2 separate regions of the Mus musculus genome follow, and region 1 is linked to region 2. Evidence: chromatin loops called from intact Hi-C (ENCODE). Cell type or tissue: heart. All regions are shown on one strand. Each heading gives the region's core, and the rest is flanking DNA. Links, peaks and the distances in the headings are about the cores only.

Region 1 (6,711 bases), core at 1,314-5,313, 58 kb after region 2:
CCATCTTTGAGAAATCAAGTATGCAAAGTTTTGCTATTTCCCCAATACTGTCTTGAGAAATCCAACAGAAACTTAAAAAAAAACATAATTTATTTATGTCTACTTGGGAATAAAGGTGTTTATCTGTCATTTGTTCTCTTTCACTTCTGTAGTAGCTTTGAGCAAATATAATACACAAATAGTACTGCCTCTACCAAAATAAAAAGACATAGCAACCCAGGCGGTGGGAGCTGGCCTATGAACCCAATATGGAGAAGCAGAGGCAGGAGGATGAGGAGTTCAAACTTGATATGTAACTAGCTCAAAGCCAGCCTGAGCCACCTGAGTCCCTGCCTAAAACAGCAAAATATTAGAAAAGGAAGAAGTCCACGGAGTCATGGGGAGGGAGGAGTAGGGAGACCGATCTCAAAGGTTGGCTAGGGTAGTTTAACGTCCACTGGAAAGGGGAGCCAGGGTTGCCAGAGAGGGACTGCTGCTGTTAGCATCTCGGTCACTGTCTTAATTACGGTTTTATTGCTGTGAAGGGCTACCATGACCAAGACCAAAGCAACTCTTATAAAGGAAAACATTGAATTGGGGATGGTTTACAGTTTTAGAGGTTCAGTCCAATATCATCATGGCAGGAAGCACGGCAGACTGCAGGCAGACATGGTGCTGGAGACGGAGCTAAGAGTTCTACATCTTGATCCAAAGACAGCCAGAAGAGACTGCCTTCAATTGGCAGCTAGGAGGAGGCGCTCATTCCACACTGGGTAGAGTCTGAAAATAGGAAACCTCAAAGCCCACCCCAATGACTCACTTCCTCCAAGGTCACACCTACTCCAACGAGGCCACACCTCCTAATAGTGCCCTTCTCTGTGGGCCAAGCATTCAAACACATGAGTCTGGGGGGTTGGGAGGGTGGGTAGCAGGGGTCCTATTCAAGCCATCACCACGTTCACCTTTTCATTTTGTCCTGTTTGGGACTCACAGTGTTATGTTTGGCGACTTACCCCTTAGCTGTAAACAGCTGCAGATGGACGATGCAAAGATTGTTCTTCTCTGTTCTTCTCAGGACTGAGAAAAATGAAGAATACCACCCCTCCTCCATGACAAGGAGGGAACCAGGGGTCCAGAGCAGAAAGCAGTCCAGACCACTTAAGCTGTGGCTCTGCTGGCTCCGAGGGCAGCCAGAGCTTCACTGGCCCCTTCTTGGTAACAGCTGGTGGAATGCCCCGACCTGCACAGAACAGGGAAGGGCTCCAGACCCTTCCCGTTGAGCACACATTTCGTCCAGATGTGCGGGTGGAAGCAGAGGGTGGAAATACCACCGAGGCTGACGATAATGTGTTAACCAAAACAGGAAGCCCCGAGGAAGGTGGACGAGTGGGTTTCACTTCAGCTGTGTGATTTTTATCAATACGTTTATTGTTCTAAAACTCTTCTTTTTAAAAGGTATTTTCAAAACAAGCCCAACCTCTGCTTCCCATTCTGAATTATTGTGTTGACTCTGTGCTTACATTTAGGGCAAGAGTGGAAGAAAATAAGGACACCTGGTAGAGGTGGTGAAATATCAGGTCCTTGCCTAGGAGTGGGGAACAGGGAATTTTTACTGACTGAGAGACTGTTTCCTCATGGAGAAAGGACATGGGTCCAGGACCCTGGGCAACCCAGAAAGAATTAGGATGAGCTGAGCTCTGTGGTGACAGCATGATCTCCCTTAAGTATCAAGCACCCCAGTGGCAGACATTCAAAGCTACCCTCTGCTTGAGACCCAAGCAAGTCCTGTGCATGCTCGTTGTTTCTGTGAGAAATTTGCAGAGCATGAAAATTAGACCCTCTGAAGAACAAGCTTATTAATCAGAAATTATCAGCAGCATTCTGTTGGCTTTGTTCTATGAAACAAACAAACAAACAAACAAACAAACAAACAGGAGATTTAAGTTCTTGGTCTAAATCAACCTGCTATTCGACAAGCTGCCATTGATGGTAACTCTAGGAAGAGGCTGGGCTGGATCGGCAGCCATTTTCCATTCCAGGGAGCTCTATGCAGTCATGAACAGACTGTTGTAACATGGACAACAAGTTATGGACACAGACGGGTGTTCACAGTAGAATCACAAATGGACACACAGCGATTCATCTTGAATTTCTGACAATGAAGCTGAGATTTACGATCACCTGGCTGTGCCTCCTGCAAGCCCACTGCTGCCCCCGGGGGCTCCAGCACTCACCTTTCCACGGGAGTGAAAGCTCAGAGAAAATGGCTCTTCCATTGGGTACTTAGATTCCAAAGCAAAGAAACAGCACGGCACACATTAGGAAATGTGTGATGGTCACTAGCCACACAGATGCTAAATTCCAGCCCTCCTGGAGCTGAACGGAAGTTTCAAAGTTGACTAAAATTGACTGAAGAGTCTTGTCACATTGTGTGATTTCTGCCTGGAAGGCATTTGTCCCTTGGCACTGCACATGTGGCCAACCCACTGCTGGAAGAGCCTTCTCGCTTCCTGATTCAGCCTCTGAAGTGGCTGCAGGTCAAGGCCACACCGAAGAGACTGTAGTGGGCAGCAAGCCTGACCTCAGCTTTGCCTCTCCTGCCTTCCCCAGGACTAGTCTACTGTGTGTAATGTCTAGGCTATATTGGGAGTCTGTCTTAAGTTTTAAAACAAAAAGCAAAAATGTAGCCCCCCATCTGTATGCATCTGCATTTTTTTTTTTTTTTTTGAGACAGGGTTTCTCTGTGTAGCCCTGGCTGTCCTGGAACTCACTCTGTAGGCCAGGCTGGCCTCAAACTCAGAAATCCCCCTGCCTCTGCCTCCCAAGTGTTGGGATTAAAGGCGTATGCCACCACTGCCCAGCATGTGCATGTATTCTTATACATATGTCTTCATGTGTGTACATTTTGATGCTAGGAGATCACCCACAGCTGTCACCTCTCATTTCTTCTTTTGAAGCAAAGTCTTTCACTGGGACATGGGGCTTGTCAAGTAGTGGAGTTTAGCCAGTGTGCCCAAAGACTCTACCATCTCCACATGGGAGTGACAAGTGGGTGCCACTACACCTGACTTTTCAACATCAGTATCAACTCAGATTTTTTTTAAAGATTTATTTTTATATGTAAGTACACTGTATCTGTCTTCAGATACCCCAGAAGAGGGCGTCATACCTCATTATGGATGGTTGTGAGCCACCATGTGGTTGCTGGGAATTGAACTCAGGACCTCTGGAAGAGCAAGCAGGCAGTGCTCTTAACCACTGAGCCATCTCTCCAGCCTTGGGATCTGCATTTTAATTCCCTAGGTAAATTACTGTGACAGGACCTTAGGACACCCACCTTCTCTCAGATGAAAACAAAATTAGAGTATAGCCTGGCCCAACCTTACTTCTGGACACCAGTGCTGTCCTGAGAAGAAGTGGCATCCAGAAACTGAACTGCAGAGACCAGGAGAGTCAGTTCTGGGAAGGAACCCAACAGCAGCTGCTCTAAAGTTTCCCCAACCAGGCATCTCCCTCTCAAAGCACACAGCTCTCCTATCTGGCCCCCTCAAATGAAGCCCTTTCCTTGGACCATGCAAGCTAAATGGATCCCAGTTACCCATGCCAGGGATACATCTCTGTTTAGTCTTGCCCAATACATGACCCTGCTGACAGGGCATTGATAACAGCAAGCTAGGCAACCCTGCCAAGGCCCAGCTTTGCTCTTGAACAAAATGCCTGGTTTGTCTCACAGAGAAGTAGCCATGGTCATCACTCTTCATGAGAGGACTCAACTAACCCTGGCTCTCTTTACCCACTCAGTGGACCTCAGGGGTCAAAACCAGTACCCCTGTTTGTCAGGATGAAAGTGAAGAGTAAACAGAGATGAGAAACACACAGTCTGAAGGCCATGGGGACATCATGACATCGATGTCACAATAGTTTGTGACAATTTCTTAGAAAGAACAAAAATTCCATAATTTATCCTTACTAATGCGACAAATATTTGAACACTATGTTATTACACAGGGTGGGTACAGAGAGGTTTCCCATCCCAAATGCTTTTCTCACTTACCTAATGATCTGCTTGCCCCTTGAATCCAGGTACAACTATGACACAAATGACATTCAATGACACCTGAGGCCAGGTCGTGAAGGAAGTACAGCATCCTTCTAATCTGACCGCCACATTCACACTTGACCTTCCCATACAAGGCCAGGAAGTACGCCAGCCAGTATCCCCATCCTAGATCCTACTAGGCAGCACTGGCCACCATCCTGTTAGTGACAATTGTTTGGTGACTATAGCCCAGCCACCGTCCAACTGTAACTGTACTGGAGATCGCCGAAGGACATCAGCCCCCTTCTAGCTATAACAGCTAAGCAAGCAATGGCAGGGTTTGATTACTTTAGCCTAGCAGAAGACCAGAACCTAGAGGCTAGAATGAGACGACCCGCTCACTCCATTTCCCCACTGCTCTGTGACAATTACAGAATGTAACCATTTCCGATCTACGTATATGGGATTAGGAAGAAAAGTAGATGCAGGGGTCTTTGTTGTTTTTGCTGAGGAAGAGGGAGAGGTTGACCAGTGAGAAAATATATATTTTAGCCTTGTTCAAGTTATTTTTTTTTAAATAAAAATGGAATACACAGGGCATAAAAAAGGTGTGTGTGTGTGTGTGTGTGTGTGTGTGTATGAATGTAATTGTGTTCATGTAGTCTTTAGGTGGTCAAAGCTTTCAACAAATGAGGAGAAGGAATATACAAACACACGCGCGCACACACACACACACACACACACACACACACACATAAACACACACTTGTGAGGATCTGCAGTACCATTTGAGGCCCTGGGTTTGGCTGTGTTTTTGATGTTCGCTTTTATTTTGAGACTAGGTCTCAGGGGCTCATGTCGTCCAGGTTGGCCTTGAACTTGCTATGTGGGCAAGAATGGCTTTGATCCTCTCTGTCTTTACCTCTCCAGCTCAGTGCCCAGCTTATACAGGGTTAGGACTTGAGCACAGGGTCCCGTGCATGCCAGACAAGCACTCTACTATAGGTAGAATGTCTCTAGAATGTCTCTAGGAATGTCAAGAGATTATTCTGGCTCCCTGACAATTCTCGCTGTGGCTCTGCTCCCTCCCTGGTTGCTGACTTTAAGCCCTCTTCCTCCCTTTCTCACTAGCACCTGCCTTCACTTCCTGTTATTTCCCCTGCTTCCTTCTTTGGCCCTTTTCTCCCTCTCTGTTTGGAAGGAATTCTTGCTAGGACGGTCTCAGGAATCTGCCCACAATTATGGCTCCAGTGTGACCCTGAGAGAGCTATGCTTTCTTCTCTACATAGCTCAGCAAAGCAGCCCACAGGCCTGAAGGAAGGGCTCCAACCAGCTCCCTTCTCTCCATTCAGACAGGACACCCAGGAAAGCCTGTATTCAGAGGAATGCACGATGATCTAAGGAGCCTGGCAGCTATTGTGGGGCTTCCACCTCAACTCTGCTCTGACCCTAAACCACTCAGAGTCCTCAACATAGCCCCATGTGTCACTTGCTCTGGTGGAGCACTGGTGAGGAGCTTCAGTCGGAGCAGTGGTGGGAGTAGTAGGGCATAAGCAAAGAGTTAGGGTTACAGAAGGCCTGTGGTGAACTGTTAGGTCCCACATTCCACACAATGCCATCCATGATGGTCTTGATGTTACAGAAGAGCAAACCGGAGGCTGACAAATGGTTATCTGTCCAGCCACACAACTGATGGAGAGAGAACAGAACTCATGCCTGCCCTAGCCCAGGCTCATTCCTCTACATCATACACACCTGGCTCATGGGAGGTGCCTCACAAACATGGCTGAAAAAAGACAAATGGATAAATCCATGAAAGGAGGAATGAGCCCACCAGGCACAGCCATTACTCAGGATAACCTGCAGAAGGATACAGAAGATATGACAAGAAGTGTGTCAAGCTGGGCCAGTGGGATGGGCCAGGCTGGGTCAGGCTGGAGAGAAAAGGTCATTGCAGAGGGTAGGAAGATGCCTCACCTAGGAGAAGCTGTGCCCAGAAGAGGTGGCTGCAGTGGGAACCTGGATCTTCTGCAGCAAGCCTGTGTGTGTGTGTGTGTGTGTGTGTGTGTGTGTGTGTGTGTGTGTGTGTGTGTGTAGGCTGTGGCTGGACAGGGAGAGAGGATATGGGACTGGATTAGTGAAGAACAGCTCCTACTCACTGAGCATCCTGATGCAGGCAAAGCCTCTTCCATTATGACCCTGAGAGCAGGGAGGCTTTGACTTTAAGAGAGGCTAAGAATCGGGTCACTCATTAGTAACCATTTGGGGCATAGCAGTTCATTTTCTTTCCTTTCTCCTGTGTGGCATGCATGCATGGATATGTGTGTGCTTATGTGTGTAGGCTCACATTTGTGTAGTGATTTGTATGGACATCCAAAGTTGATGTCAGATGTCTTTCATGATTACTCTCTACTTTTTTCAACTCAGAGCTGGTTGCTATGACTAGTCTAGCTAGCCAGCTTGCTCCAGGAATCCCATCTCCACCTTCTAAAAGCTGGAGTTGTGAGTGGGCTGCTTTGTGCATCTAGCATCTATATAGTGTGCTGGTTGGTTTTTGACACAGATAACTTGACACAGACATTCCTAGGAAGAAGGAAGCTCAGTTGAGGGATTGCTTCCTTCAGAATGGCTTGTAGGCAAGCCTGTGGTACATTTTGTTGACAGATGGTTGATGTGGGAAAGCCCACATCTGG
Region 2 (6,711 bases), core at 1,810-5,809:
AAGCTCTATCATCTGAGTTAGTCCTCAACTCTTCATGCAAAGTTCTGAAGGGTTAGCTGTTGGATGAAGTTGGTAGCATCTGGAAGAAGCAGGAGGCACAGTAAAGGGGCCGGGAAGGGGCTAGCTGGTTGAGGTTGGGAATAGTCATGAGAGGTGAACCCATGGTCAGAGACCTGAGAGACCCACGTAAGTCAGCTCTGTAGATTTCTCCAGTTGACTATAAAGTCACCAGCATCTGGTATTGCTTCCAAGCTGGTCACAGCTTCTCCTCAGACTCCAAGCCTGGCTGTTGCACCATCAACTGTAGTCCCCACCCTTCCTTCTGCCTCACACTTGAGCAACTTGGCTCACCCCACTGATACCTCAGGCTGCCCAGAAGGCATGCAAGATCGCAGCCTATATTCAGGCCTTATGAACAGGGTCGTGTTGTGCAGGAAAGGGTAAGCAAGAGTTGAGATCTAGTTTCTACCAGTATTGATTACTTTTCTAGTTGCTATGGCAAAAAGCGATTTACAGTGGGAAGAGTTTATTTTAGCTTATGGTCTGGGGGGTACAGTCCGTCATGGTAAGGAATGCATGGTGACAGGAGTGTGAAGACACTGGACACATTGTATCTGCAGTGGGAACTGGGAAGAGTGGATGCTAGGGCTCTGCTGGTTTTGGTTTCTTCTCTTACTACTTTTTGTTCACTCTAGGACCCCAGTTCATGGAAGAGAGCTGTCCACTTTGAAAGTGGTCTTCTTCCCCAGTTAAACTTCTCTGATCACGGGTTCTACTCTCTGGCACATCCAGAGGTGTGTCTCCTAGGTGATTCTCAGACACAGAGGTGTGTCTTCTCAGTGATTGTAAATCTTGTCAAGTTGACAATCAACATTAACGCAATCCCATTTTCCAAGGTGTGACACAGGGAAAGGGTTCTCTTCTCTATTCACACAAAAGCACCTTGCAGGCTGTGCCCACAGTCTGGTCCCAAATGCCTTACTCTATATTCTCTACTGGCCACAATGGACTTCCTAGCTCATGAAGACCAATCCAGGAGAGCTGAGGAAAAGTGGATGCTGAAACATGATGGTTCAGATGTTTCCATTTACAGGGGTGTGTGTGTGCATATGTCTGTGCATGTGTGTGTGTATGTATGTGTGTGTGTATGTGTGCATGTGTATGTGTGTGCATGTGTGTGTGCATGTGTGTGTACATGTGTGTGCATGTGTGTGTATGTATGTGTGTGCGTGCATGTGTGTGTATGTGTGTACGTGTGTGTGTGCATTTGTATTGTGTGCATGTGTATGTGTGCATGTGTGCATTTAAGTGGATGGATGCTGATGGCTAATGTATTCAGCTTTGAAAGATAGTAACTACCTAACTGGAGCTACTTTAGACAGGAAATTCCATTGGTTACAACTCTAGATACAATTGCTTACAGAATACAAGGATTTTCCTCTCCACCCACTTAATCCTGTAGAGAGCCTATTTTTATTTTCTTCTCTTGCAGATGAGGAAATAGAGGCTTCCAGAGGTGAAGGGATTGGCCCCAGGCCACTGCAGTTAGCGCTACTCCAATTAACAGCTGTTGTCCTTGTCTACTCGGAGCACTTCACACATTTGTTCATTAATCTCATCCCTTGAGACAGTTGCTGCCACTCTTTCCCGCCCTAACGGGAGGTTCAGAGAGAGCACAGATGTGGGATTCTACTGTCCTCTGTTCTCATGTGCTGACAGCTTTGCCTCCTGGTACCTGAGCTGAGATATGCAGGGTGCCTCATTGGGAAACTCCAAAGCCTCCGTACCTACCAGTGTGGCTCCAAGCAGAGGATTCTGTGTCATTTCAGCAAGACAGACCTGTTCTACACCCTGCTCTGCTAGGGTCTAGGTAGGACGAGCCAGGACTAGAGGAATGGACTGTTGCTTACCCTTCAGTGCCTCCTGTGTTTCCTATGGGACAAGAGCACAGCCTAGTCACTGTGTCCTGGCTGAGGGTCCCAGTGAAGGGACCCACAGATGGGACTCCTAGCTGGTGCCTCGGACTCAGCAGAAGATGGAGACCGGCTCTTCTGCCATTCCAGGCAGAGAAGACAGCACTCTAGGAGCAACCCAGGCCTGCATACTGAGCTACTGCAGAGCCAGACTGGGATGGACTGGTGGACACAGCTAGGCTCAGGACATTCATATACCCAGTAGTGTGGCAGGTTCTTGCCTGCTTACCTCTTGGGAGTACAGTATTTGGTATAGACTAGCACTGCCCAGGAAGGCCCTGAATATCAGAGACTGACAGAAAGAAAGGAAGACGGGAGGGACAGAGAGGAAAAGGAGATGGGAGATGGAGGAAGGGGAAAGGAGCAGAAAGAAAGGCTCCTTCTCCATCTGAACAGGCAGAGGTCACTGTAGAGGAGTTGTGCAGACCCGAGTGGGGCAGGAGGATGGATGTCTCCCATATTTTGCAGATTCTCAGGTCAGAGGAGCCTCCCAGGGTTCTAGTGTGTAGATAAAACATGAGTTAAATACATGGTGAAGGGAGCCAGAGACAAGCTCAATTAGTAAAAGGCTCAGGCCCCAGGTCCCATGTAAGGAAATCCCAGTGTGCTGCCTTTCTTCGCTCATAATCCCAGCACCAAGAAGGTGGAGACAGGAGAATTCCTGGAACTTCACTTGCTGGCCAGTCTGTCTATCAGAATCAGCAAGGCCCATGCCAACTAAATGATCTCTCTCAAGATTTTTAAAAAAACAAACAAACAAGCAAACCCAGAGGCTTGGTTCTTGAGATGTAACTCCCGAGGCTGGACTGTCTTCCACGTGCATTTGTATATATGTGCACATATACAAATAAATACAAGCAGAAAAAAATATCTACAAAAGCAGACGTCAGGCTCTGCCTGCTCTTTTCATGGTGGGCCCCTCCTATTCGCACCTCCCAAGGGTGGGGATGACAGACATACATAGCAAAGCCCAGTTTATGCCGTGCTAGGGAGCAAAGCATAGGCTCTGTGCATGCTGAGCAGAAACACGACTAATGAAGCCATAGCCTCAGCCCCACTTCCTTTATTATGATTGCATCATGTGTATTATTTCCAGAAAATTAAAAACTAGAGCAAAATAAAAGGAGAAAATTAAATCCAGCTAAAATCTAACTATTGCAACTCATAGTGGTGTGCTGCCCAGTAACTCTCCAGTGTGTCTATATCTACACCATTGCTTATGCCTGAGTTGTGTATATTTCAGTCATCCATCCATTTATACATGTATACGCATCCATGAAGAAGATCATGCATATGTATATGCAGTTATACATAGTATCATATATGTGCATATGTGTTTGTGAGGTTGCCCTTGGCATCTATAGGGGACTGCTTCCTGGAGCGTCTAACCTCTCAGATGCCCAAATCTTATAAGTGCTCAAGCCCCTCATATAAACTGATTCAGTATTTGCAATGGACCTGCATATACCATCCTATAAAATTTAAACAGTCCTCAGTTAACTTAGATGTTGTGTTAGTAGTTGTATCATTTAGGAAAAATATCTGTCGTTGTTAAATACAAATGCAGTTACAACAAATATTTTTTGTTCGTGATTCGTTTAGTCTGGGGTTGTAGGATCCTTGGTTACTGGGGGCTGGCTGTATACAGATAATATACATATGAATAATGAGTCTATATATTATGAAGTTATTGGCACACTGGCTTGTAAGCTCAATTTTCTGCTTACTAATGGATTCTGAGTACTCAAGGCTTCCCACAGAGTGAGTACTATTTGTCAGTGCCAACAGAGCCTCCAATGGCCCCTCATGCCCCACACAAAGAGTATTGTGGGTATTGAACCCTTCTGCTCTGGCGCGCTTCCCGAGCCATGAGGGGCCGAGCCTGCAAACACAGCCCCATGGGATGGCACAGGCTGAGCCAAAGGATCTGACAGTTCCAGATAACGGAGTGCAGAGCAACACTGTGGCCAGTGGCCAGCGAGCAGAAGAATCAGAGCTGGAAAGCAGACAGCAGGCCAAGGCCAGGTCTGCCAGCAGAGAGTCGGGGCAGCTAGGCGGCCTGCTGTCTGGCCTGGCTGTTCAGTCCTCACCCAAGATCCAGCCTGCTGAGCCAGGCTTGGAAGGGCAGATTCCTCATCCCTCCACCAGGGCCACCAAGAGAACACAGATCGGAGAAGAGTCCGGCCTGGAGCCAGAGTATCCAGAGGGGAGAATATTCTCATTATATCTTACAGTTTTATAGTCGGGGTGGAAGAATGTAACAAGAGACCCCCACTATGTATTTTTTTTTTAAAAATACGTTTCACTGGGGGTCACTGCCTCAGGACTACAATACATAGTCTCTTCTGTTACTGTGGTAGCCAGGATATAGAAGTAGCCATTCCCATCTGTCGCCAGGTCAGAAGAGTTACAAAGTGCTCTCACATATATTCTCTCTTAGCCTGATGTTTGAAATATCTGCTTGGTACTCCTGGCTCCTCATTGGTCACTCAGCCTTTAGCGTTCTTTTACAGAGGCCTCTTCATGTTCTCTACGTCATCCTGAATGTCCCTTGTGCATAGGACCCATAGACTTAGGATTAATGGTTACTCATTTTCTTTTGAGAATACAAAAACTGGTCCTATTTACGTCTTGCCTGTCTTATCCGTGTCGTATGCCCAGAAAAGTGCTTTCAACTAGAGTGTGAATGTCCCCAACTCTCCCTGAAGTCTTCTGGATAATTTCTTGAGGAATTTCTAGAAACTATCATGACTGCCATTGACTGAGCCCATTCTATTCACTAGTCTATGTCAAACCTTGACATTCATGGGTCACTTAAATTTCAGGTAGATGTCCAGGCATAGCACAAATTAAAATAAAACTAAGTACAATAAAATAACAATAAAAATGGAAAAGCAATAATACAAACCAATAATAATAATAATAATAAGTTGTATGGATTTAAGATGAGAAACAAAACAGTTCTCATGTAAGTGTACATAATAATTTTCATACTACAGAATCTGTATTTTGAGTGGTAGTCTTAGCCCAGTGCTGCCCTATGTAAGTAACTTCTAGGTTCAGTTTTATACACAAAGGAACTGAGGCTTCAAGGGGTCAGAAGCCTTTCCCGTGGTGCTGCTGTTGGACAGCGGCTACCTGACTTCAAAGTCCCTCTATACCTCCGGAATCACAGAAGTGCCTTTACCTGTTCAGAGGAGGGGTGATGGGTGGGAGCAAGAAAAGACTGGTCTACACGACAGACTGCATTTTCTCGTGTTTTCCTTATTGTGTCTGAGGAAAGAGAAGGGAGTGCGCAATCTGAACTCCTCACGGAATAAATGTCAGATGCATAAGTCTGCATTCTGTGCCTAGAACCGACCACCCGAGAGTGGGTGATTTGTAAAGAAATGCATTGTTATTTGGACTCACTGTTCTGAAGTCTGGGAAGTCCAGATGCATGACACCAGAATCTGTCTGACTTCCCTTGTGGTTTTTGTGCAGTTTCAACTCATGGGAGGACTCAGAAGGGTAAGCAGGCACAGGCACAAGAGGACACAAAGGGGCAACCTCATCTAATGACAGCCCCCTCCTGCACTAACTACCCCAGTCCTGTGATGACAAGCGTTCACTCCCATGAGAGAATCCGCACTGCTTTCAGAAGGTGCCGCCCACAAACACTTGTCCCCCAAGACTACAAACAGAGGATTTGCACTGCAGTGTGAGTTTTAGTGAAGCTGTACTGTGTTTGAACCTATGTAGACAGACAGAGTGAAAACTGGGTTGGCATTTGTTCTGTTAGGTGCCAGAGACACACCCTGAGGGTTAACAGAAGTTTCTTCCTCAAAAATGTGAACATCATGGGGTCTGTCCCAGTTTCAGCTCTGTTACAGTGCTCTGACAGAGAAGCTTAAGGAAGGATAGAACTACTTCTGGGTCATCCATGAGGGAAGTCAGGACAGGAACTTGAAGCAAAAACCATGGAGGAATGCCACTTGTTGTCAGGAGCTCCTCTTTAGGTAGCCTTCTTATATTGTCCTCAGTCACCATGAATACCACTCACTGTGAGCTGGCCCCTCCTCCATCACCTCACAGTGAAAACGAGCTCCCATACTTACACCCACAGACCCATGTGATTCGGCCAGTTCCTCAGTGGAGGCTTTCCTCCAAGATGATCTCAGGCTGCTATGTCAACTTGACAATTAATGCTAAAAAGGGCAGGTTCAAGGTTCAACCGGCAAAATAGGAGGGATTTGTAAAGAAATGGCCTTCACCGAGTCAACTTGGAAACACTAGCATGCCGACGTCACGTTAAGGCTGCCATGATCCATAGCTTCCTCCAGCCTTGTGCTTACTCCACGGTGCTGGTTCTAACTGTCACTCTCCTGGATGCCCACAGGGGCTAGACTCTGTTCCTGGTGGGATTCCAGGACCCAGCACAAGCCAGGGGAGGATATGCAATGGGCCTCCAGACCACGCAGTCTACAGATTTCTCCTCCAGAGACAGCTAGAGGCCTTCTCTCCTGCCCTTGGAACCTCACTAGGGGTCTTGAGATGAAAAATGAGAAGTGTGTTTGTGTGTACCTGTGTGTGTACATGTGTATGTGCTATAAATGTTTGATGTGATGGATGTTTGGCCCAGGGAGTGGTACTATTAGGAGGTATGGCCTTGTTGGATGAAGTGTATCACCATGGTAGTAGGCTTTGAGACCTTCCTCCTAGCTGCCTGAGGAGTCAGTCTTCTTCTTGTTTGCCTTTG

Evidence for each region. A loop is a pair of places that touch in the nucleus more often than their neighbours do. Peaks named below come from ENCODE experiments on the same cell type or tissue, not always from the same donor. Only the 100,000 strongest peaks of a DNase experiment are listed, where the experiment ranks them.
Region 1: it touches region 2 in a loop (4-fold over the local background); 7 of 42 quality-filtered maps call a loop at or near these places.

Annotation. Positions count from the first base shown.
Region 1 is chr2:128,184,458-128,191,168 of GRCm38, reverse strand. The region is part of intron 1 of Gm14009 (a long non-coding RNA gene); the gene reads right to left. Among named protein-coding and RNA genes, the nearest start is that of Gm14009, 18 kb to the right of the region's middle. In heart, for the core only: no CTCF peak of the experiment used is centred there; a DNase peak (open chromatin) is centred at 3,588; H3K27ac peaks cover 493 bases.
Region 2 is chr2:128,242,999-128,249,709 of GRCm38, reverse strand. No RefSeq gene overlaps it. Among named protein-coding and RNA genes, the nearest start is that of Gm14009, 77 kb to the right of the region's middle. In heart, for the core only: a CTCF peak has its summit at 4,115; a DNase peak (open chromatin) is centred at 3,939; H3K27ac peaks cover 322 bases.